Linked DNA regions of Homo sapiens: regions 2 and 3 are each linked to region 1. Evidence: read pairs that join two places in POLR2A ChIA-PET (ENCODE). Cell type or tissue: MCF 10A. All regions are shown on one strand.

Region 1 (8,000 bases):
AATGTGTCATAAACCTCAGGCTGGCTACTGGGGAAAAAAAGATGAGAATCTGTGCTTTGGAGTAATCAGACACTCCCCCACTCCGGCCTGGCGTTATAGAAAGTTGCCTGGCCAGCTCCAGGCAGGCCAACCTGCTCTGGCAGGACCATGAAGCGTAGGGTGTAATTTTTGGTTTCACCCCTGCTGCAGCAGTTGGATAATGAACCCTATATCTCTTTAACCTTTGTTTCTGCCAGGCTAGACTGCGAGCACCAATGAATAAACAGCTGTCTACCGTCAAAAATAACATAGGCTGAAGTTTGTGGAAAGATAGACTCTAACTAGATGGTTTTAGTTTTTAAAATCCTCCACTCTGGTCCAAGAAATCAACTGTACGTGCACAGAGCAGAAAGCTGCATCCACAGCAGCTCAGCAAAGGAGGCTGAGAGGTTTAATTCATGAATACTTCAACAGATGTCAGTGGCATGACTTCTTTTTAACTGTAGGCCCAGTATAGCATCATCTAGATCAAGGAAAGAAGAAAGATCATAATTTCTCTGCACTTTACAATTTGTTTAGTCTAGGGCACCATACTAGAGACGGTTTGGAAGAGAACCAAAACTGTCTTATGAAGAATTGTTGAAGAAATTGAGAATATTTAGGCTGAACAAGAAAAGATCTGGGGGTGTGAAGATATCCATAACAGTTATATCCAAGTATTTGAAGACTTGTCCTGTTAAAAAGAAATTAAACATGTTTGCTGTTGGGTCATTGCCGTGGCATTTGTAAACTGTCATGGTGCCCGTGGGAGTCTTATGCAAATGCATTATGAGCTCCAAGGATAAATGAGCGAAAAGTAAAAGGAGAAAGACTTTAACTCAAAATGATAAGTTTTAATAATCAGAGATGTCTAACAATGAAACAGGCTATTTTTGGAGGTAATGAGTTACTCATTGCTGGATGCATTCAAACAGTGGGAGAGCCACTGTTTATAGGCAGGCTGTAGAAAAAGCATTATGCACTCTGGAGATGGTTCAAGGAGGTGACTCCTGAAGTCTCTTTCAGCAACTCAGGAGAGTGCCTTGTAGTTGGGTGTAGTTGTCAGTAACTGCTTAATATTACATGTGTTAATGGGTGCAAAAGGAGGTGAAGTTAAAATATTAAGTTAACCCTTCTTTGGCCTTGTGAAAGCATTTGTAACTATGCATTGACCGGGAATGCTAGTTAGATTCACACATCATCACTGTGGGTTCACACCATTAAACATTATTGTCCGGACCTCACAAAGGAAAAGAATGGACCTCGCTGTGAAGCCAGATTTGGATTTCGAAGTTAAACTGAAGTTATCTTTGAGAACAATTAAAAAGGATACGTCAAAATTAAAACCATTGTTAAAATTAATCAAAGATTTAGAAAGGTAGAATGAACTTCAGGGCTGGAAATTACTGATTTAAACAATTGTTCTCACATTTTAAACTACATGAGCTAAAAATTATGAAGTCTCAGAGTATAGCTTTAAAGAGTAGCATAAAACCAAAGTCAGAATGAAATGTTTTAGCTTTCAAAACTAAAAAGCAGAACAATTACTCCCTACAAAATGGTATAGGAAGAGGTTTCTGACCCCTGCTAATTGTTTTATTATTCTTCAGAGGGGCATACTGGCAGCATTTCCCAGGGTTTTCGGTAATTACACTCCATTCAATATCTGAAGAATTACAATAATTCTACATGGAATATACTTGTGCCCTTCAGATGCAAAGCCTTTAGAGAAGTGAAAAAACAACTTAAAAGTAAATTAGCAGGGAAGTTATCATAGTTACTATTTATTTCACGGCTCCATATATCAAGGGCTAATTATACATTGTACGTTACATTTTCTGGGAGGGATTTGTGATATGTTTCTCATGCTGATCAACAGATGGATGTGTCAGTTTTCACGATCTTTGATGAAGTGAAGTTCTAACTTTTCCAATTGCCTCTTTGTGTGCGAAATTATCCAATGCAGGTACATGTCACTTCAGGCTTGCTAGAGTCCTCAAAGCAGTAGTATTCAGTGAGGTATTATGATGCTTGCAGATAATATATTTGTAAGGCCTTGACTCATCTATGATTTTTTTTTACACTATGTAAGCTTTCTCAAAGTCATTTTCTTATACTTTGGCAAGCCAAGGGTCCGTGAGAGAAGAAAGGGTTGACTAGAATTACATAGCTGCTCAGAGATCGGGGAGTCTCTTTCCCTGGGTGGAGCCTTATCAATTTTCTGCTAGTGTTGTAATTAATCTATTATCTCCACAGGACCCCCTTTAGAGCCTGAGCAGTAAAGTGTCCTGAAACATACATAGTGACCAGGAGTGCCAGCTATTGTTCAAATACCGTGACATTCTGGCTAAGAAATGGAGCGTAGGTCTCATCAGTGTTTTTCCCCAGGGGATAGGAGTCTCTGTTTCTGTCCATTTTCTTTTCTCTTTTCTTTTGTTTTTAATTGAGCTCAGCACAAAAGATTCCCTTTTAAGTCTTTATTGCAACCAAAACTTTACAAAGAAGTTAAGATGATCACTTAGTGACCAAATTTTAAAAGGTCAAATCAATTATAATCTGTCCATTTGGTTGAATACATGCTTTTTAAAAAATGTTTTAAAATGCAAATGGCATGGAAAATAGTCACAATGCAATGTGAAAAATTTCAAATCAAAATAAAATATGTATGTACTATATGAATTCAAATCTTTTAAAAACATGTTTTTATATATTTTTAAATATAAGAAGGCTATATGCCGAAATATTAACAAGATTACTCTGTGAAGTAATATTCTAAGTGATTTTTACTTTGCTCTTAACATTTTCTGTATTTTCTGAATTTCTTTTTTTTTTTTTCTTGAGACGGAGTCTCACTCTGTCGCCCAGGCTGGAGTGCAGTGGCGCGATCTCGGCTCACTGCAAGCTCCACCTCCCAGGTTCACGCCATTCTCCTGCCTCAGCCTCCCAAGTAGCTGGGACTACAGGCGCCTGCCACCACGCCCGGCTAATTTTTTGTATTTTTAGTAGAGAGGGGGTTTCACCGTGTTAGCCAGGATGGTCTCGATCTCCTGACCTCGTGATCCACCCGCCTCGGCCTCCCAAAGTGCTGGGATTACAGGCGTGAGCCACTGCACCTGGCCTGTTTTCTGAATTTCTAAGATGTGTATATGTTAGTGTTATAATCAGAAAGGAGGAAGAAGGGAGGGAAGGAGGGAATCAAATCATCAGGATTAACATTAAAATGCAAACTTTTGCTGGAAGATTAGAGAGGTCAGTAATACAGAGTGTGTAGCAAAAATGTGAAGGTAGAATATTTTGACTTGCTGTTCAGCCAATAAAATCTCATACCTCATTAGTGAGTCTTATTTACTGTGAGGAACTTGATAAGCTAACCCTTCTCCACATCTAGGATAGTTACAGATTCTCTTACAAATTCATGGCAACCTCAAGAAAGGATGGTGAAAAAGCACTAATGTACAGTCTCAGGCATGATAGATGTTTTTTACATCATGGGGAATATGCCAACAATTATGAGAGTTATGCCATTAATATTCCTTACCTGAAAATGCCTTGTATGTATGTGGGTACCCCTTTGAAATAATTAAACAAGTTATACATCAGCTAGTTGCCTTCAGATAGTCAACATCTCAGAACATGTCACTTCTCATGGTACCAAGTATTGCAGAAATGGTTTGTTTTCCTTTTTGGATTGTACTCTACGCTTACTTGAATTTCTATCTTTCTTTTTTCTATATTCCTTTTAGCGCATGATTGCAAATACGGCCAGAACAGTGAGATACTACAGGAGCCAACCCTTCAGTAAGTTAAGTGCTGCCACCTCTTACAATGTAGATGTTGGTGATTAAGGTCTTCTTAATGAGGCCATTGAGACACCCTTGGAGCCTGGGAAATATCTGACTGTGTCAGAGACACTTTGGACCATGAATTCCATGAGATAGGGGCCTTGAGTTTAAAGATTTTTTTTGCTGTTTTAAACTAGAACATATTTACATTGTTGTGAAACTAGAAAATCACCATAGGAATATTATTTTGTGAATGAATTTAAAGAGATTTAATTTGCTCTATCCAGTGCAGCTGGAGACAACTAAAGTACGACTGCCAACAAATCCTGCCTCAAACCAACTCTCTTTATGACTCATTGCTCCATGTTGAGAAACTCACATCAGCCCTTGATGACTCAGTTCAGTCAATTATAAACCAGGAAAGATAATATTTATTGTCTTTCAGGGTGTTGCAAGAATGCATTAATGTTTATAGCACATTCGTAAAAGGTCCAAAAACAGGATTTCATATTATATTTCTAGTATTCCCACATGAATTTGAGGTGCTCTTTTAAAATCTGAACATCTATCACAAGAACTGGTATAATACTTTAATATAAAAAAATTACTAATAATAAATAACAATTTTAGTCTGTTGGGAGTTAAGTTGCATCATAGCACCAGATGGTCATACTAGACCAGTGCTACTGTTTCTTCTGGGCTGGGACTTTGGTGGTGGGGGTGGAGCTTTGGCTCCCTCAATCTGGTCTGGAAATGAGAAGGTGAACACTAAAGGTTTTTGCTAAGCTCATTGTATGACTCACTTGAAGAAATTTATCTCATTAACTCAATATGATACTATGACATAGACATGAATCTGAGGCTACCAGTACCGTCTCCTCCAATAAACCGAGTGCTAAGAGACTATGATGTTCTTGTTTTATTAGTCAGAGTTGTTTGTTCTTCCTAGAGCAGGACTGGCTCATGGCCAGATTTGCTAACATGGGACACCAGAACTACTAAATGTTCATTTTTTAATGAATAGGGAGGAAAAATATAAGAAAAATGACATTGATTTGGGGAGCAACTGATTCAAATGACTGTGCCTTCTCTGACTTCCAAAATGTGAATAGTCTTGCAATATCATCAACTATTCTTATGTGGATTCAGCCAGAATTAAAGTGTCTCATGTGTTTTCATCTATTAATTTACGTTGTGTTTAAAGATGTGATCATAAAGCAGTTGTACAAGTGGAAACAAGAATAGATAAGTGACACCAGTTACAACCGGAGTTTATAATCCCAAATCCAGCAGCGGGGATAAAAGGGGACCCTGAAATTATATGCCAAATCGTGTGTGCCTGAGGGGGTTTATAGCCTTAAGAAGGTTTTCAGTGAGGCTCAAGAACCATAAAATAATATGCTTTGTTTTATGAGCTTCTTTGGAAGTAAATCTTGCATTCTTCTATGTCACCTCCTAGAGAAGCCAAGGGGAAAATGTATTTAAAAAGAAAAAACTCCACTGCATTTGTTGAAGTTATCAGTAACTGCTGGTAAACAACAGCTGCTCAGCTCTGAAGTCAACAATCTATAGATAAAGCTATAGGAATAGATTCACAAACACTGTGGGAATGTGTACAATGTAATTACAGTATATTGTACGTGTAGAGTACACTGCCAGTGAGAAGCAGAGGAAATTAAACACAATGTGCTCTGCAGTTCGCTGTGGTATTATTTCTATGTGATAATTATACTGATGAGTTTCTTCTCACAGGGGGCAGGGGCATGTATGTCTTCTCTCTGCTTTTCTGCCTTCAGACCTGCAACACTCCCCTTCACCCCTTGTGCAGATGGCATTCTAATTGTCTTTGGGAGTGCTGTGTGGATCTAGCAGGAGCAACCAGACTGCAGAAGGCAGTGTACTGTGGTGGAAACCCCGGTCAGGAGCCAGGGTCTGGCTCTGCCACTCCGGGTGTCCCCTTAGACCAGAGGCCCTACCCAGTGATGCTTGAAATGGAGGTGGCCCACAGAGGTGTTGGGTCTAAAGAGAGCATTTTTTTCCCTTTTATTTTGAAATAATGTCACCATTTTAAAATTGGGAGAATTCACGAAGAAGAAATCCAGATTTCCCATTTCTTAACAAAAAAAAAAAAAAAAAAGGAAGATCTGGCAACTCTAGGCACAGATTCCCCGTGGCAGCAACATGCAGAAGCCAGGTCATCACTTCCAGAGGGACCTGTGTTTCCAGTTCACCACCTTCTGGTCTGGCTTTCCTTATTCATGTATGTTCCCTGCGAGGGCTGAGTGCATTGGCTCATCATTCAGCCCTGATCTTCATTAAATTGGTTAACCTCAGTTGCTCACATGCTTGGGATGTGCATCAGAATAGAATGGTAGCTGAGTTTTCAGAGCAGATAGCATTAAAGAATCAAACGTCTAGCAGAAGTCATAACTTCAGCCTGTGAGTTGGGTTTTTTCTGAATATGGACAGTCTCTAAGAACATACAGTCGGTATAGTAATGCTGTATACTGTGTGCAAGTAAAGAGGGGAGTCAGGACTCTGTAGTCTCACTGGCTTGCTTCAGTTTGGCCCAGATGTTAAGCGCTTTTGTGAGGGGCTAATAAAAACTGTCTTTTGACATTAGTCTTCATCTGGATCAAAGGAGGCAGAGACACAGAGTGTGAGACACAGAGACCTCTGGAAAGGGAAACAATTTTAATCTATACCCAGGGGCTATCAGACACATGCTTCCCTTTTAATTTGGTGCCATTTTTTTTTTACAACGTGCAATTCAAAGGAGAATGATCAAAAGAGGTGATTCCAGGGAAGAAAAGAAAATTGGAGGGTAGGAAGGAGGAGATGGAACAACCAAGTGGAAACGTTTCAATGATTGTGGTGTGTTGAAAGGTCTTGAGGGAACCCAGGAACCTATGATAAATGTAATAAATAATTGGAGAAGTAAGATTGTATCTTATATACATATATTACACAATGCCAATTCTGCCCTTTCCTCTTTCAACAGATCCTGATGCAGCTCAAGCTAATAAGAACCATCAGGATGTCCGGAGTTATGTACGGCAATTAAATGTGATTGACAACCAGAGAACTTTATCACAGATGTCACACAGATTAGAGCCTCGTCGACCATAGACATTTCAAATGCCCAAAGCAACAGTTTGTCTCCAGTCCACAATCTTTCAAAAATGCCATTTATGCTACTACTGACTGTATTGCCACTAGAGAATTCTACAAAACAAGCAAAAACACATCCTGAGACACCTCAGGGCTGCATTCAGCTTACCAGCTACCTAGCAAGAGAAGGAATTATTTGACATGCCTAAAGCTTACACACTCTAGCTTAGGAATCCCCAGTTTGTGGCTACCCTGTTTCATTTCCACTTGTGCCATCTTCTTTGCTGAAGTGTTGAATAAGGCCCACGTGAAGAGTTTGGTAGAAATAGCCTTGTCAAGAGAACTAGCAAGCCCCTGACATTTTTTTCTAAGAGTGTTTATGGGATGAGATGTGCTACAAATGGGATAGATTTGGATAAAATTTTAACTCAACATCTTGATTTGGAGCCTGGGGTTTCGGGAAGGTGTTGAGGAATCTATAGAAGTCCAAATTATAGGTTGTATTCTTCCATCTTCATTGTCTTACCTCTGAAGGAATAGAACCTGACCACATTATTATGAAACATTATGGCTGTTTATGTAATTTAGGGAGGACTGGTCTGTAATTTCTGAATGTATATAGAATAATATTTATGTTTACAATGTAACTTTTCAAAATTTACAAATCAGGATTATATACATAAGAATTCCACTAAGAAATGCCAAGATTCTTAAATTTGCCAGCGTTAAAGTAGAAAATAACATTTCAGAAGAGCACAATATGCATAAAACATTTTTCAAAATTGAAATATTTTCCTGGGCATTAAAAACCTTTACTATTGGCTACAAATTTATTGTACCTGATGAAAACATATTTTCTGGACTTAAATGTTATTACAAATATCTTAATTTTCAGTAATTGTTTTGCACTTTCAAAGATTGTAAATAGTTCATTCAATCAATGGTATGGAGTTATTTATTTGCTACATAATAGATACTGTGCCAAATAATTACTTTTTATTTATTTTATTTAGTACGTAATTTTGAAGTACATTTTTTCCTGTTTTCACAATTAGACTACATTTAATGTGTAGGAATTGTATGTATGTA
Region 2 (8,000 bases), 100 kb after region 1:
TTTCCCTAATGAATAATGACGGTCAGCATCTTTCCTTATACTTAGTGGCCATTTGTAGATATCTTCTTTGGATACTTATTTGAATTCTTGGCCTATTTTTAATTCAATTATTTATCTTTTTGTTATTGAGTTGTAAGAATTTGTATATATTCCACATACTAGTCCCTTATCAGGTGTGTGATTTATGAATATTTATTGCCCTATTCTGTGGGTTGTCTTTTCACTTTCTTGATAATATCTATTGAAGTACTAACGTTCTTCATTTTGGGGGCATTCAGTTTAACTTTCGTTGCTTGTGCTTTTGTTGTCATATCTAAGAGGGCTTTGCCTAAGGTCATGAAGATTTACTTCTAAATTTCTTTTAAGAGTTTTATAGTTTTAGCTCATACATTCATGTGTGTGATTCATTTTTTGTCTGTTTTGAGGAAGGGATCTAACTTTATTTTTTTGTATGTAGATAATAACTTCTTACATCTTATTAGCCAGGATATGTCATATGGCCACATTTAGCTTCAAGTGGGGTTGGGAAATGAAATTTTGGGGGTGCATATTGCTATTCTAAACAAAATAGAATGCAACCAGCAGCATCTGCCACAGTGTATACTGTTTTTAATTTTGACTCAAAATAGTATACCAACAAACTCCAGCCTTTTTTTTCTTTTTTTGAGACGGAGTCTCACTCTGTTGCCAGGCTGGAGTGCAGTGGCACGATCTCGGCTCACTGCAACCTCCGCCTCCCGGGTTCAAGTGATTCTCCTGCCTCGGCCTCCTGAGTAGCTGGGACTACAGGCGCCTGCCACCACGCCCGGCTAATTTTTGTATTTTTAGTAGAGACAGGGTTTCACCATGTTGGCCAGGATGGTCTTGATTTCTTGATCTCGTGATCCACCCACCTCAGCCTCCCAAAGTGCTGGGATTACAGGCATGAGCCACCGTGCCCGGCCACTCCAGCCTTTTTAAAATATGAATTTGGCCAAGAAGCATTGTCTGTAACTGGCCCCAAAAAGGATTTTTAAAAAAGTTGTCTGATTTTGTTTGTTAATATGCTTATATCCTGACCTCTCTGAAAATCTGACTTTGACCGAGAAGCATTATCCATAAGTGGCCTCACAGAAAGACTCAAAAATAAATTTTCTGGATTTTTGTTAGTATGGTTTTTCTGAAGTTAATCCTACAAGATGGAAGGAATACACTGTTTCTTATGCCTCTACCCAACTCTCTGCCCCTTTATCCTCCCCTGTCCCCCCTCACACCAGTTCTCGTCTGTCTTTGTTGGCTAACATTACATAATTTTAATGGGTTTAACAAACATACCCTTAAGTGGACATGTTTTTGGCCTCTGTACTGAAATCTCTTAGTATTCTCCCTTGCTCTTGGGTTAGAAAACCTTCTTGTTACCACTTTCTGGTAAAATTTTATGCTATGAGAGGTAGGCTGTTTCATGGCTTTCAGTCTAGGTTAAGTGCCAGAACATGTTCTTTATTTTACTATTCGAAAGGGACTTGGAATTTATTCCACTATCTCCTGATATCCTTAGGATGAGTGGTGTGAGTAGAATGGGTCCTGGTCATGCTTTATAGAATTGGCCCTTGAGCAGACCTTCATAAACACCTTGCTAAATCTAGGACAGCAGGAAAGACAAGAAAGGGGCAGAGTTAACCAGCTGGTCCACTGAGGGATAAAGAAAAGCATCCCTTCCCTGCCTCCTTCCACCCCAGGTCGCTCCAACCTCCTGACGATGCCTGGAAGCGGTGTGCAGATTGTTTAACAGGAAATGTGTGGGTATTTGTTATTTTGCTGATCTCTATGGAATGTCCCTTACTGAATTTCATGGTTTGCCAAATTTGGCAGAGTTCTTCACTTCTTTGACTGTATAGCTCTGAGGTGTGAGATTGATGTTCGATGATGAAGGGAAACCTAAGTGGGTCCTGAGGTTCCATTAATACCTCTGCCTTCACTCTGCCTCTTCTTCTGTTTCCTGCTCTCCCAGATTGAGCCAGGTGTTTACAAAAATCTGGTCAAGGGCTGATTCTATAAAGCTGACTTCCTACACTGAAAATAAAATCTGTGGTCATAGAAGGAATTTTGAACCCCAGACATCTGTTGTAGACGTATAGAATTGATCACAATGTAGGATAGGTAGAAATATTTATAATGATAGTGCTGAAATCAATATTTGGAGCTTAATATGTGACAGGCAGTTTTCCTGGTGCTTTACATGGATGTACTCATTTAATGCATAAGAATAGTAAAGTGTATTCTCATGGTACTTTTCACTGTACAAAGTGTTCTTGTATTTATTTGATTCTTATAAAAACCCTGTGAATATGAGACCAGAGTAGACTAAAGAGACATGACAACTAAATGCAGTGTGGCACCTTGGGTTGGATCCTGAAATGCAGAGAGGACATTAGTGGAGAAAATGGTGAAATCCAAAGTCTGGAGCTTAGTTAATAGTAATGTACTATATATAGTAACATAAGATGTTAACAATGGGTGAGGGGTATATGGGAACACTCCTATATTTTTCTCTGAATCTAAAATTACTCCAAAATAAAAAAGTTTATTTTTTTTTAAAAAAAACCCTTATGATCTAGTCAATGCAAGTCTCATTATCCTCATTCCCCAGATTTGTACTGTTTGGAAAGGCTGAGAACCTTGCTCAATAGCACAGGGGGGAGGTGGTAAAAGACCAGGACCTAAACTGGAGTCCTTGCATTCTTACCTGAGTGCTGAGTACTGAGGAGTACTGCCTTAGGAAGAATGCACTGCTTTCTGCCTACGTCATCTCCGCGCATCCTCCCCACAGCCTTTCGAGGGTTGAGAGGTGATACTTTCATTTTACAGTTAAGAGATCATTGCCATTCATTCTCACTACTGGACAAATAACTCAAAAATATGTTTCCTGTTGACTTCAAGTGACTATTGACTTCCATATTTGAATGGAGAATACAGTACATATTTTGGGGCCCATTTGATTAAACCAGTCCAACTGTTGAAATCTCATTTAGGGAGTGTATAGAGATGATATGATGAATGATGGCTAATGCCCAAAGGCAGTAGTTTTGAAAAAGAATAGTAGTGTAGTGGTGTCTTCTGTGATCTCTGACACAGAAATCTGTGAATGGACAGAAAATAGAAACACAAGAATTGCCCCCATCAAATTCAGATTTGTTCTGCAAATGTGGTGATTGTGAGTCTAAAGATGGTACGCCAGATTCCATATCCTGTAAGTGGAAAAGAGAAGTGATGTTCAATTTCTGTCAACATGGCAATTTATTTTTTAAAATAGCAGGGTGACTTAAGAGATTTATTTGGAAGCTTGCAGAACAAGGCTTACTAACAGCTTGTGGTCATCTCAGTATATCTTGGTCTTTGGATTTAGATTCTTTTGCCAGTTGTGGCCTGACCTGACTATGCAGGATGACATGTGTTCTAACACTTTTCCAACGCTCTATTCTCTAGATTCTCTTTGATTTGTGGTCAGTGTCCTACACAGGGTTGTTTCAGCCTCTTCTCTCATAAAAGAGAGAGTGCTATTGCTGTCAGTCTGTGGATCTGTTTTCCAGCAATTGATTGTTCAGGCTGATGTTCTGTGTATCCGAGTTCAGTTCTGCATATCCTTAAAAAAATTTTTTTTCTTTGAGACAAAGTCTTGTCCTGTCACCCAGGCTGGAGTGCAATGGGTGATCTCGGCTCACTGCAACCTCTGCCTCCCGGGTTCGAGCAATTCTCCTGCTTCAGCCTCCTGGGTAGCTGGGATTACAGGCACACACCACCATACCTGGCTAATTTTCATATCTTTAGCAGAGACGGGGTTTCACCGTGTTGGTCAGGCTGGTCTTGAACTCGACCTTGTGATCCGCCCGCCTTGACCTCCCAAAGTGCTGAGATTACAGGCGTGAGCCACCACACCCGGCCAAAAAAAATTGTTTTAATGTAGGTACAATTTCTAGCAGCTAACATTTATTGAGGAAAACCATGCGCCTAGCATGTACTTTACATGGGAGTTTGGTCCTTGTAACTGTGTTAAGTGGATACTGGTTTTATTTTACATATAAAGAACACACTTAATTGAGAGACCTGGAAGACCACACAGCTCATACATGATAGAGCTGAAATTTAGCTCCAGGGTTTTCAGACTCCAAGGCAACTAGGCTACAGTTTAGCTTGCCACAGAACCACTCACTTGTTATTAGACAATAACAAGTGTTGGCAAGGGTGTAGAGAAGTTAGAACCCACAAACCCTTCTGAGGGGAATGTAAAATGAAACAGCTGTTGTGGAAAACCCTCTGACAGTTACTCAGAGAATCCTGGCTACATATTAGACTCACCTTGGAAGCTGGGAAGCTTCTAAGAAGCACCCATGCCTGAGCCCCACCCTATACCAGTTAAATTAGATTTAAGTCAGAATGTTAGACTTGAAGAGACTAGATCATTCCATCTGTCCCTTTTACTTCCACATTTTGACATTTTATCAATAGATAAGCTGACGCCCCAAGTCACACAGTCATTCAGTATCAGAAGCCAGCCTAGAATGCAGGTGTCTTGATTGTGATCTTAAAGTTGCTTCCATACTCAGATCAACTACTACTAAATATGTTAGAACATTTACTGTATACAAAGGCCTAGGCATATGTCTAGTAATAGGTGTTTATTTATATGTAACATTATCGAAATGTGCAGGCATGTACATCTATGTGATTTTGAGAATTTATATTCCTATGTCATGATTGAATTCATAGGCTTTGCAGCCAGATTGCCTCGTTTGAATTTTGGCTTCACTGCTTCTCAGCTATATAACCAAGTTACTTAACCTCTCTGTTCCTTACTTTCTTAGTGACACACTGGAATAACAGTATTTCTGCTATGGACTAAATGAGTTAATGTATGTAAAGTGATGAGCCAGTGTTGAGACACAGGAAATGCTCCATAGGTGTCAGCTATTGTAATGTATGAGTCAGATTGTACTCAGCTTACAACTTCTGAAACTCCACAGTTATTACATTCATTCATTGCAAAAGAATTATAATAAACTATGTGGTCTGCCTCATCTGTCTCAAATTTTATATACCTTTCTATAGGCTCTTAACAGGGTCTATACTCTCATGCTTCATAGCCCATGATTTTTTATCTCCTGGAAAACATGTTGATGTTCTAATTTATTTTCTTCATCTCTGGGCTCACTGTTGGACCACTACATCTCAGCTCAGTTCAGCAATGACCTTCTGTGTATTTTGTTAATAAATGTCTCAGGCTGCCAGAATGTTGCTCTGATGTAGATTGGTATATTGCATCAGTCATCACCAGGTTTATATTTGTTTACATGCAGAACGATTCTTGTCTCTTGAAGGTCATATTTAGCTGATAAGCAGTATTCAGAAAATCTCGGATTATTTTGTCTGGGACTTTTAGTGATGATTATAGGCTGTTACATGGGAAGAGTTCTACCTGGAGAACTCAGAATACAGATTGAAGCCTGTTGTCTCTGATCTCCCCTAGGTTCTAAGCTTTGTTGCATGAAATGTATTTGTTACACAAACACTGCTTCAGTCAACAGGCATGGAAGAATGGACCAGTTACAGTGTTGTTAATTACCACTTATCGAATGCTCTTAAAGGAGCCCTTTTAAAAAAACCTTTCTGCTCAAAGATAGTAAGGTGTTAAGTAGAGTGACAGTCAGATTAAGGACACCCCGCTGAATCTTCAAGCAAAGAGAAAAACTAGAATTTGGGGTGAGACGGTATTTAGAAATAAGGAGATAAAAATCTGAGCTGAAATAGATACAGCAAGCAAGATCAAGACTTGCACCACAAGTTACGTAGGTCAACTCTAGTAATTTGACATAGTAGAAGTAGAATAGGCTATTTTGAAAAATAGTTTCCTACTTTAGGAGATTTGAGGCTCCCAAGAATATAGTGAAGGCACACTCTAGGGAATGCTGGTAGCTGCCCAAACAGGTCCCTGTTGAAGTGGCTTCTGATTTATGCATTTGGAAATTTAATCTTAAGAGTTCAGAGTTGAATGGACTCTCAGGGATGCTAAATCACATATAATTTGATTGAGACTAAATAATTAAACCATATTGCTAATCTCTAAGTTTTCTATTTTTAGATAAGGTGTATGGGAAACAAACTTATAAAAGATTGCTTTATGAATGTGAATTCAGAGCAAGAGCAGTTAGTAATAGGATTTGAATATGTTCTGATACCACATTCAGCTGATAATCGATTTACCTACCCTTCAACAGGAGGCCCACCTTACTGGAGAAGTTGTTACGCCTCCCATTTTCACCCCTCCCCTGTTAGGGCTTATCATCTCTTTAACTTTTCTCTAAGTCTTTGTAACTGACTGTCCGTGACTACCTCTGAATACTCACACAATTTTATTAAATATGTTAAAACTTTCTATCAAGTTATTCTCCATCCTCATGGCCTGAAAGGGTCTTTCACTTTAGGATGACTTGACATGTCTCTGCTGACACCCATTTAGTAGGTTGATCATTTCCAAATTTCCAACAATGCATCACTGTTTCCCTGGTGTTCATCTGTCACTGGAAGTGTTCAGTCAGTAGGATGCCTGTTTCTTAGAATATTACTAAGAGGGTTACTTCATTAGACAACTGGAGCAGATGACCTTTAAGTTCTAACTTATGGGAAAGTAGTGATTCTTTTACCTCTGTAGGCCTTGCTGATCCTGGAAGATTTCTTTGAAGTAAACCTAAGAATTAGTCATTTCACGGTATCTGCAGAAGATTTGTCCTAGGATTTCCTAGATACCAAAATCTGTGGATGCCTAAGTCCTTTGTATAAAATGATGTAGTATTTGCACAGAACCTACATGTATCCTCCTGTATAAATCATCTCTAATTACTCATACTACATATTACAATGTAAATGCTCTGTAAGTAATTCTTATCACATATTTTTACTTGTATTATTTTTTATTGTTGTATTGTTATTTTTAAATTTTTTCCAATATTTTAGGTCTGTAGTCGGTTGAATCCACGGATATGGAGCCCGCAGATACAGAGAGTCGACTGTTTGTTTTCTTGCTTTTTAGGAGTCACTCCCACCGAAATTTGACATAAATATCAGCTTGGCATATGTTAGCAGTCACACTGCTGTGTGTTAGCAATTCCATTACCTGCCTGTTACCCTATCACTACACCACATTCTAGCCAAACTAAAGTGCTGCCGTTTCTCAGGCATGCACCCCGTCCCAGCTATGAACCCAAATGGAATCCATTCTCTTTTTTTTGAGATGGGATCTTTTTCTGTTGCCCAGGCTGAAGTGCAGTGGCATGATCTCGGCTCACTGCAACCTCTGCCTCCCAGGTTCAAGCAATTCTCTTGCCTCAGCCTCCCGAGTAGTTTGGACTATAGGCGTGTGCCACCATACCTGGCTAATTTTTGTATTTTTAGTAGAGATGGGGTTTCACTCTGTTGGCCAGGCTGGTCTTGAACTCCTGACCTCAGGTGATCCACCTGCCTCAGCCTCCCAAAGTGCTGGTATTATAGGCATGAGCCACCGTGCCCAGCCTAATCCATTCTTCATGGTCTAGTTGACACTGTCCATTACCTCCCAACTTCCCTAATTTTAATACAGATCCTTCACGTGTTTTGTACTTCTGATGGTTGTTATGTGGCATCTTGTTAATAGGTACTTTTATTTTTCCCATAATAGTGGGTAAGCCCTTGATAGCAGGAGTTTATTTCTTTTTATTTGACTTCCAGCACTCTGATGCACTCTGCCATCCTTGTTTTAATTCGTATCAATATATAAAATAATGTAGATACTAAGGACAATATCAGAATGTTAAGGAGAGGCATGGTTACATTTAATGTTAAAACTCAGACTATAACCTATATAGGATACTTGAAAGAAAAGATCAGAATTCCAAGTTACTTAGGGAAACTTTAGCATTACTATAGAAATCCAACCAAATATAATGGGATTAGGGTGCCAATAGAAAGTGAGGAAATGGAACGTGGTGTAA
Region 3 (8,000 bases), 82 kb after region 1:
CTAAGAAAGAATGAAAAGATGGATGTGTAGATACTGACTGCAAAGTCTGCAGAAGTTGGTTCCCATTGGCCCACTCCATTTCCTCTTCATTTAAGAATTCTGTGAATATTTAAATAATGTAATTAAGGATTTACTGCTCTGCCCTTCTCTTAAGACTTACTCTGCTATTCATAATGAAGGAAAGATAGAAGAAAAATAACTTTATAAATAATTTATTCAGAAACAGAAATTTTGCTTTTTGAAGATTCTGTTAAAAAGTCGATCTTTAGAATTAGCAGTATCTTTCAAATTTAAGATCCCAGCTTACAACAAGCACGTTTTCATTTTGAAGAGTTTTTGGCAGAGAAAAAAGATATGGGAAACAACTGGTATAAGATAGGAGAAAAAGTTAAAATATATTACATTTACAGTAAATAAACCGAACCTTTCTTCTTTCTTGGAGAAGCCTTTTAAAAAATTGCCTAATTCTCAAGTGAGATGGGTGTGGGAATTGGAAATAAGGTACTAACTCCAAAAATGCATATGTTGGTTGGGAATACATCAGTAAAATTTATCCTATGTTAGGACAAAAAAAAAAAAAGTAAGACATAAAGGCTGCCCCATAATTCATGCATATCAACCAATAATAAGAATACCTGCAATCCCTTATTGAACTCTTCCCATTTGTCAGGCATTGGGCTGAGTGCCCTGTGTGCATAGGTAACACCCCAGTGGGTTAGGAATTATTGCCAGGACGCAGGTGAAGAGATGGAGAGAAGTGAACATACATGCCCAAAGTCATATAGTTAGTAAGTGATAGAATCTAGACCTTCGTACCTGCCATGCACACACACATTATTTCAACTGTCCCTCTGTCAAATGAACCATACCTATTTTTTTCTCATATCTCATACCAGTTGAAGCCTTTCCACACCGAGTACAATTTCATGTTGATGCAAAAGATTATGAAAATTCTTGAAATGATTTCAATAATTTATTTTCCTCTGACACAAGGTTCATCTCACACTCCTCCTCCTTCATGCCTTCTCCAGTATTTCCAATGATAGTTTTCTAATTGCAGTTTCCAAGAAATGACATTGATTTGAGTTTATGCATCTGTAAAAGATCCAATCACAGCAGCATATGGAAAACATTATAGTTGACTTATTTATTTATTTATTTATTTATTTATTTATTTATTTCAGATAGAGTCTCGCTCTGTTGCTCAGGCTGGAGTTCAGTGGCATGATGTCGGCTCACTGCAGCCTCTGCCTCCTGGTTTCAAGTGATTCTCGTGCCTCAGCCTCCTGAGTAGCTGGGACTACAGGCGCGCACCACCAGCCCAGCTAATTTTTGTATTTTTAGTAGAGAGGAGGTTTTGCCATGTTGGCCAGGCTGGTCTCAAACTTCTGACCTCAAGTGATCCACTCGCCTCAGGCCCCCAAAGTGCTGGGATTACAGGTTTGAGCCACTGAGTCCAGCCTAAATTGACTTTAATGAAAAGTTTCCATGCTGTTCTTTGCATTAATTCTCCTTTAGCTGTTTGGAGACTTTGCTTAATCTCATGATTTTAGTACATTGTTGAGCTGATTCTTTCCTGAAAGTGCAAAATAATCACTTCCTGTTCAAACTAGATTCCCTTTAAATTACATTAAATAAGAACCTGTTTTTCCTGTGGTAATTTTAAAATTTAAAAATTTCAACTATTTTATATGAAATATGCTCCTTCAAGGAACCAAAAACATTCTTCAGATCAATTTTAGAAATCTTTTCTTTTTTTTTTTTTTTTTTTGAGGCAGAGTTTTACTCTTGTTGCCCAGGCTAGAGTGCAATGGCGCAATCTCGGCTCACTGCAGCCTCTGCCTCCTGGGTTCAAGCGATTGTCCTGCCTCAGCCTCCCGAGTAGCTGAGATTACAGGTGCCCGCCACCATGGCCTAGCTGATTTATTTTTTTATTTTTAGTAGAGACAAGGTTTCACCATGTTGGCCAGGATGGTCTCAATCTCGTGACCTCGTGATCTGCCCTCCTCGGCTTCCCAAAGTGCTGGTGAGCCACCGCGCCCAGCCAATTTTAGAAATCTTAAACATTTAAATCAAAGTTGTAGAAATATGTAACACTATATGAATACTTACTAACAGTTTTTTGGAGTATTTACTATGCTAAGCTCTTGCATGCATTATTTCATTTCATTCTTACCACAATCCTGTGAGGTAAGCACTATCATAGCTCATCAAATCTAAGATGCCTTTGGTTTAAAATATTATGCACCACTAAGAAAAAATGCTGCCAATGGAAACTGTAAGATGCCACCAATTGTAATACAGCCCCAGTGTCAGTGATACCAAAAGAAACATGCATCTTACAATCCATGAATACAACAGCATTATCACTGTTTTACATCTGAAGAAACTGAGACATAGAGAATTCAATAATTGCCAGAGATCATGCAGCAAATAGGAGCAGAGCTGGGATCTGAGTCCTGGTCTGACTAGATAGGTCTTGTGTTTGTAACTGTTGCATTTGTGCTTTCATAAGTGCTTTCATTAAGCGATATGGAGGTATTTAGAAATGAAACTTTACCAGATGTTTTATCTATACTTGACCTATTAAAATCAAGTTGGAATTGCCTTTTCTAAAATTACGCATAATCAGAAATTATAATTGAAGCTCACTTAAGTGGAGTCAAGAACTTGGGGCCAAACATACTATTACAAAAATAGAAAAAGGACATGAAGAGACATTTCACAAAAGGGTAGAGTATTTACTGTTGATAAAGATAAAAATGAATGCAGATACTCACTATTAGTAAGGACTTGGGAAATCAATACTCTCTAAATTTGTTTAAGGAACCTCTAAAATTGAGGCAACATAAGTTGATATATTTCCAAAGTGCAGAATTGCATTATGCGTCAAAATGTGCTTACTTTTGACCTCGGCATTTCACAACTCAGAATATATCCTAAGGTTATGGTCAAACAAGTGCATCTGATGAATGTGCAGAGATGTTCACTTAAGTGTTTTTATTATCATGAAACATTTGAAACAACCTAAATTTTCAACAGTAAAAAACTGGGCAAATAAATGTTGGTATTTTCATTCAATGAAAATTAAGCTAGTATGGAAAACAATTGTCTAGACCCATATTTACTGACATGGAAAAATGTCCATTTTTTTAAATAAAGCACCTTATAGACAATATAGATTTGCTTAATGAAGAACTGCCCTGAGATAATATCCATTAATGTTTATTATTCTCAAAAATCAGAAACAAAAAGGGTAATGAGAATATGTCAGTATTTTTATGCTATCAAGGAGACAGGGATACTCATATTTTTATCCTGGACTCTGGAATTAGTTGCTTCCCTCTCTGATGTCTTCATCTGTAAAATGAGAGTTAAAAAATAGAAAGATTGAAATCTTTCCAGTTTTAGATTTTAAATGCACGTTCACTAAAGTGCAGAATTAAATATGATATGAGAATGTGTTGGATCCTGTCCAAAGTATGCTGGTTAACAGAGAACCAACATGCTAGGGTGTGATCAGTCTGGGACGGTGCTGAGCACTGAGCTGTGAAAGTGTTCTATATGGAACAGACTTTGCGATTCTGTTCTCAGGACACTGTCTAGTAGATAAAATGAGACCAGCAGTGAGACAGTGGGAATTCTTGCTGATGATTGTTTTATGCCATGTAAGTGCAAAACAACAACTTTAACTGCACCAGGATTCAGAATGTGACAAGGTTTTAGGATCTATCAAAATTCTACTGAAACATGTGGCTATGACTAAAACAAATAAGATGCTTCTAAGAACAGATTGTGACTTGTCTATCAGCCCCTTTGAAAACAATGTGCATGCTATTTATTAGGGATTGTAATTACCTCATGGAGTAATGGCATTTGCACAGTTTTTGTCTGCCTCGATAAAAACCCTTGGCTGTGTCTGCTAACTTGGTGAAAAATCGCAGCAACAGAGGCAGCCCAAGGATCTTAAATCATCCTGTGCATACTCTCATTTTGTTTTTCTGCTGTGGCTTTTACCCACTAGAGGGGATAGTGCATTGTCTCCAGGGAATTAGAGACTGTCATATATGCCTTATAGAATACAAAGGAGCTTAAGTAATATACACACATATAAAGTTACATGTACAGTAATTGACATTAGGTGCTCCATTAAACAATGAAATGCCACAGTGTACCAGTTCTTCAGGACATGTTGCCATGGATACCCAGTGTGATGGAGATAGGGAAAGAGTTGCTTAGGAATTCAACGATTTCATTTTGAGGTGGAGTGAAAAATAAACTGCCCAGAGATAGGAACCATGAAACCAGTCATATATACAAGTAGTTGTTTTTGAAATTGTCAAATGAAAACATGTTTGAAAATGAGTACCAATTAATAACAGTTATTTTATATTGTCTGTAAGCCAAAGGGCTAGGCAGGGTTCTTTATTTCAGCTAGGAAATTATGTGGTATATTAGATATTTGCAGAAGAAAGTATTTTAATCAAAGCTGAATAAAATTCAGAAAATCATGTGTAGAAATATAGAAAGATGGCAGTGGAATGGTAGGAGGCAAGTTCTCTAAGGGTCTGCTCAGGTGCACTCAGTGTTGTGAACCTCAGGTTGCCTTGGGGTTGATGACAAAGCAAAGATTTCAGAAAGGAGCAAGTTTTAAGAATAAATGTGATGTGATAGAAGCAGAGGCAAGGTTGGCAGCTAACTGGTTTGGTGTGATTTCATGGTTTGCAACCAGGACTGAGTGTCTGATTCTTTGATTTTCTAGAGACATTCCTAATTTCATCCCTAACTCTCCCCAGATAAATTCTCATCTCTTATCAAAAACAAGGTCCCTGGAATGGAAAGTCAGGGAACTCCCTGAGGAAATGAGTGTTTAGCTGTATTCTCAGTCATGTAGGTTTTGTTGATCATAGATATTTTTGAATTGATGCTTTCTTGTCCCCATCTCTCCTTCCCTTAATTCAAGTCATACTTATCACTCCTTTCAGCCTCTGGTTATTCCCCCTTTCTGATTCATCTGTCATATGGACCTCAAATTTAAAAAGAAGAAAAAACAGATCAGATCATGTCATTTCTGCACAAAAATGGAGAAACTTTTGTTGGTTCTCCATTACCTATAGAAAACTTCTAATCCTTAATATGGCATTTAGTCCCTTTACAAAAGTCACCCTCAACAAAGCTTTCGTCTTCTCCTCCGGCTGACTCCCCACCCCTTGCACCCCATGTAGGCTGTGTATCAGCTTTAAGAGAGGGAAGAATCCTCTCCGAATGAGCAGTGTGCTTTTTCGGACTCCAGCTGAAATGCATTTCTACCCCTTCCCTGCCCCTCAGGCGCTTCTTGTCATTAAAACACCCTTCCTTCAAAGCCCTAGCCCCTCCTTGCCTCCACCCAGGAGAGTTAAAGTTTTTCTCTGTTTTCCACCTCTGCCAAGCATTTGTCTTCAGTTGCTTTTTGTAAGCTTTTCCCCTCCCCTGTCAGATATGTAGTGTGGTGTTAAAGGGATGGGTTCAGTATAGTGTAGTGACTAGGAGTGCAGGCTCAGAAGTGGTTGTTGAATTTGAATCCATCTCAGCTGTACCACTTGTTAGCTTTGTGACCCAGGGCCCATTACACAACCACTAAATCTCTTTCTTCATCTGCAAAATGAAGTTAACCTTGGTAGCTTGTTAAGGGAATTAAAAGAGAACACACAAGAAGTGTTTAGCACAGTGCCTAGCACATAGTATTAAATAAATGTTAGAAATGTATCCTGAGCGTTTCTCTTTTCCACTTCCATGCCCTCAACAGTACTTTACATACAGTAGGTACTCAAAAGTATTTATTGATTTAAAAATGTGGCTCACTCCTACACAGTCCTTCAATGTTTCTCTACTTAAGTTGGTGATAGAGATATATAAAATTTAGGGAGTCATCTTTCTAAATAGTTTCCTAAATTTTACATATTTTAAAATGGGAAGTATGGTGAAGAATGTGTATTTTTATTTAATTCCAAAATTTTAGAAGATAGTTTAGTAGCAAAGCAATGTAAACATCTGAGTCCTTTACCTAAAGAAGCTTGTATCAGTGTTTTTATCCATGGTGATAAAAAGTGTATAAGATCTGAAAGCAGATTGGGTAACACGTAGAGACGATGCACAGTTTGGAAACTACAGTTTCCAAATTAACACTAAGTTCTTGGAAGAAGCTTTCTCACAATAACTGTAACTGAAAGGACCCAGTGAAATGAGAGTAGATGCCAGAGTTTGATTTAGAGAGTGAGAGTCATTCAGGGACTGTGGCATCTGTCATACATTAGAATTTTAAATACAACCATAAATTAAGAGATAGTTGAGAGCATACCTTCAGAGAGTTAAAGAGCATACCTTCAGAGAATATGAAGGTATGCTGTATAACATTATAGTATGTTTAAGTTGAACAGGAACTCACAAGACCAACCTTTCTAATTTTGGCTGTGCTTCAAAATGACGTGGTGGGCTTGTTAAAACACACATAGCCCACAACAAGGACTCTGATTCAGTAGTTCCAGGGTAGATCCGAGGCTCCTGTGTGTGTGTGCATTTTAAATTTTTTTCTTTTAAACATTCATGCGGGCGGATCACGAGGTCAGGAGATTGAGACCATCCTGGCTAACATGGTGAAACCCCATCTCTACTAAAAAAAAAAAATCCAAAAAATTAGCCGGGCATGGTGGTGGGCACCTGTAGTCCCAGCTACTTGGGAGGCTGAGGCAGAAGAATGGCGGGAACCCGGGAGGCGGAGCTTGCAGTGAGCCGAGATCACACCACTGCCCTCCAGCCTGGGTGACAGAGCGATATTCCATCTCAAAAAACAAAAAACAAAAAACAAAAACATTCATGCCTGATGTAGCAGGTCAGTGGACTGGGGTTTGAGAACCACTGATTGACCCTAACCAGAGATTCTCAGTATGGGATTATTTTCTACATCATCTGGTAATCTGCATATTTTAAATACCTCTGGTGGTAGGAATCTTATATTAAGACACCCTCCTTGTTTTCAATAGCTATCTTTTTTTTTTTTTTTGAGACAGAATCTCGCTCTGTCCTCCAGACTGGAGTGCCGTGGCGTGATTTTGGCTTACTGGCTTACTGCAACCTCCAACTCCCAGGTTCAAGCAGTTCTCCAGCTCACCCTCTCTAGTAGCTAGAACCACAGGCGCATGCCACCACTCCTGGCTAAATTGTGTGTGTGTGTGTGTGTCTCTATACATATATATATATATATATATATATATATATATATATTTTTTTTTTTTTTTTTTTGCAGAGACGGGGTTTCGCCATGTTGGCCAGGCTGATCTTAAACTCCTGACCTCAAGTAATCCGCCCGTTTTGTCCTCCTCCCAAAGTGCTGGGATTACAGGCGTGAGCCACTGCCCCCAGCCCATTACTGCTGACTTAGTTGGTCTTAGTTAGAGGTTGCTTTACTTTAACGCTGCCCATTGGTTTTAGTACTGTCCTCTGGAGCTACATACATTGGAACTGATACTTCCTCCATGTGGCAGCCTTCAGATATTTCCAGGCAGCTATGATGCTCTTTTTACTTTTATTTTATTTAGGCTACAGAGCCCTTTCCATCCTTATTATGCTTAATATATGCCAGAACTGTGCTGGAAGTTGGAGACCCACAGGGATCTTACAGTCAAACTGGGAGAAAGAAACTTGTGAATATCTTCAGAACAGAGGAAGTGGTTTAAAGTGTGGATTCGGGCGTCAGACCCATGTTGAAATCCCTAGCTCAGCCACGTGACTAGCTTAGTCCTCAGGCAAGTTCTTTAACATATTTGTGCCTTAGTCTCCTCATTTCTAAAGTGAGGATAACAGGACCTGCCTCAGGACAATGCTTGGCATATAGTAAGTGTTCGATACATTTTGGCTACAAAATATACTAGGGGTTATAATTCTGATAGAAGCAAAGAGGATGTATTACTAATTGGATGGCAAAGTTTATCTGGTCCTGAAATAAAAATATTGAAAAAAAGTTT

What was found. Peaks named below come from ENCODE experiments on the same cell type or tissue, not always from the same donor. Only the 100,000 strongest peaks of a DNase experiment are listed, where the experiment ranks them.
Region 2: POLR2A ChIA-PET joins it to region 1 with 12 read pairs; 3 of 35 experiments call an interaction of 5 or more read pairs at or near these places.
Region 3: POLR2A ChIA-PET joins it to region 1 with 17 read pairs; 3 of 35 experiments call an interaction of 5 or more read pairs at or near these places.

What each region holds. Positions count from the first base shown.
Region 1 is chr2:173,044,839-173,052,838 of GRCh38, forward strand. It overlaps RAPGEF4 (Rap guanine nucleotide exchange factor 4), which reads left to right. Exons shown (of 31, transcript NM_007023.4): 30 at 3,762-3,816; 31 at 6,802-8,000. The coding sequence ends at 6,929. Among named protein-coding and RNA genes, the nearest start is that of MAP3K20, 27 kb to the right of the region's middle. In MCF 10A, no CTCF peak of the experiment used is centred here; DNase peaks (open chromatin) are centred at 4,163 and 4,633.
Region 2 is chr2:173,146,941-173,154,940 of GRCh38, forward strand. The region is part of intron 2 of MAP3K20 (mitogen-activated protein kinase kinase kinase 20); the gene reads left to right. Among named protein-coding and RNA genes, the nearest start is that of MAP3K20, 75 kb to the left of the region's middle. In MCF 10A, no CTCF peak of the experiment used is centred here; DNase peaks (open chromatin) are centred at 1,761, 2,681, 4,921 and 5,261.
Region 3 is chr2:173,127,170-173,135,169 of GRCh38, forward strand. All of the region lies in intron 2 of MAP3K20 (mitogen-activated protein kinase kinase kinase 20), which reads left to right. Among named protein-coding and RNA genes, the nearest start is that of MAP3K20, 55 kb to the left of the region's middle. In MCF 10A, no CTCF peak of the experiment used is centred here; a DNase peak (open chromatin) is centred at 7,742.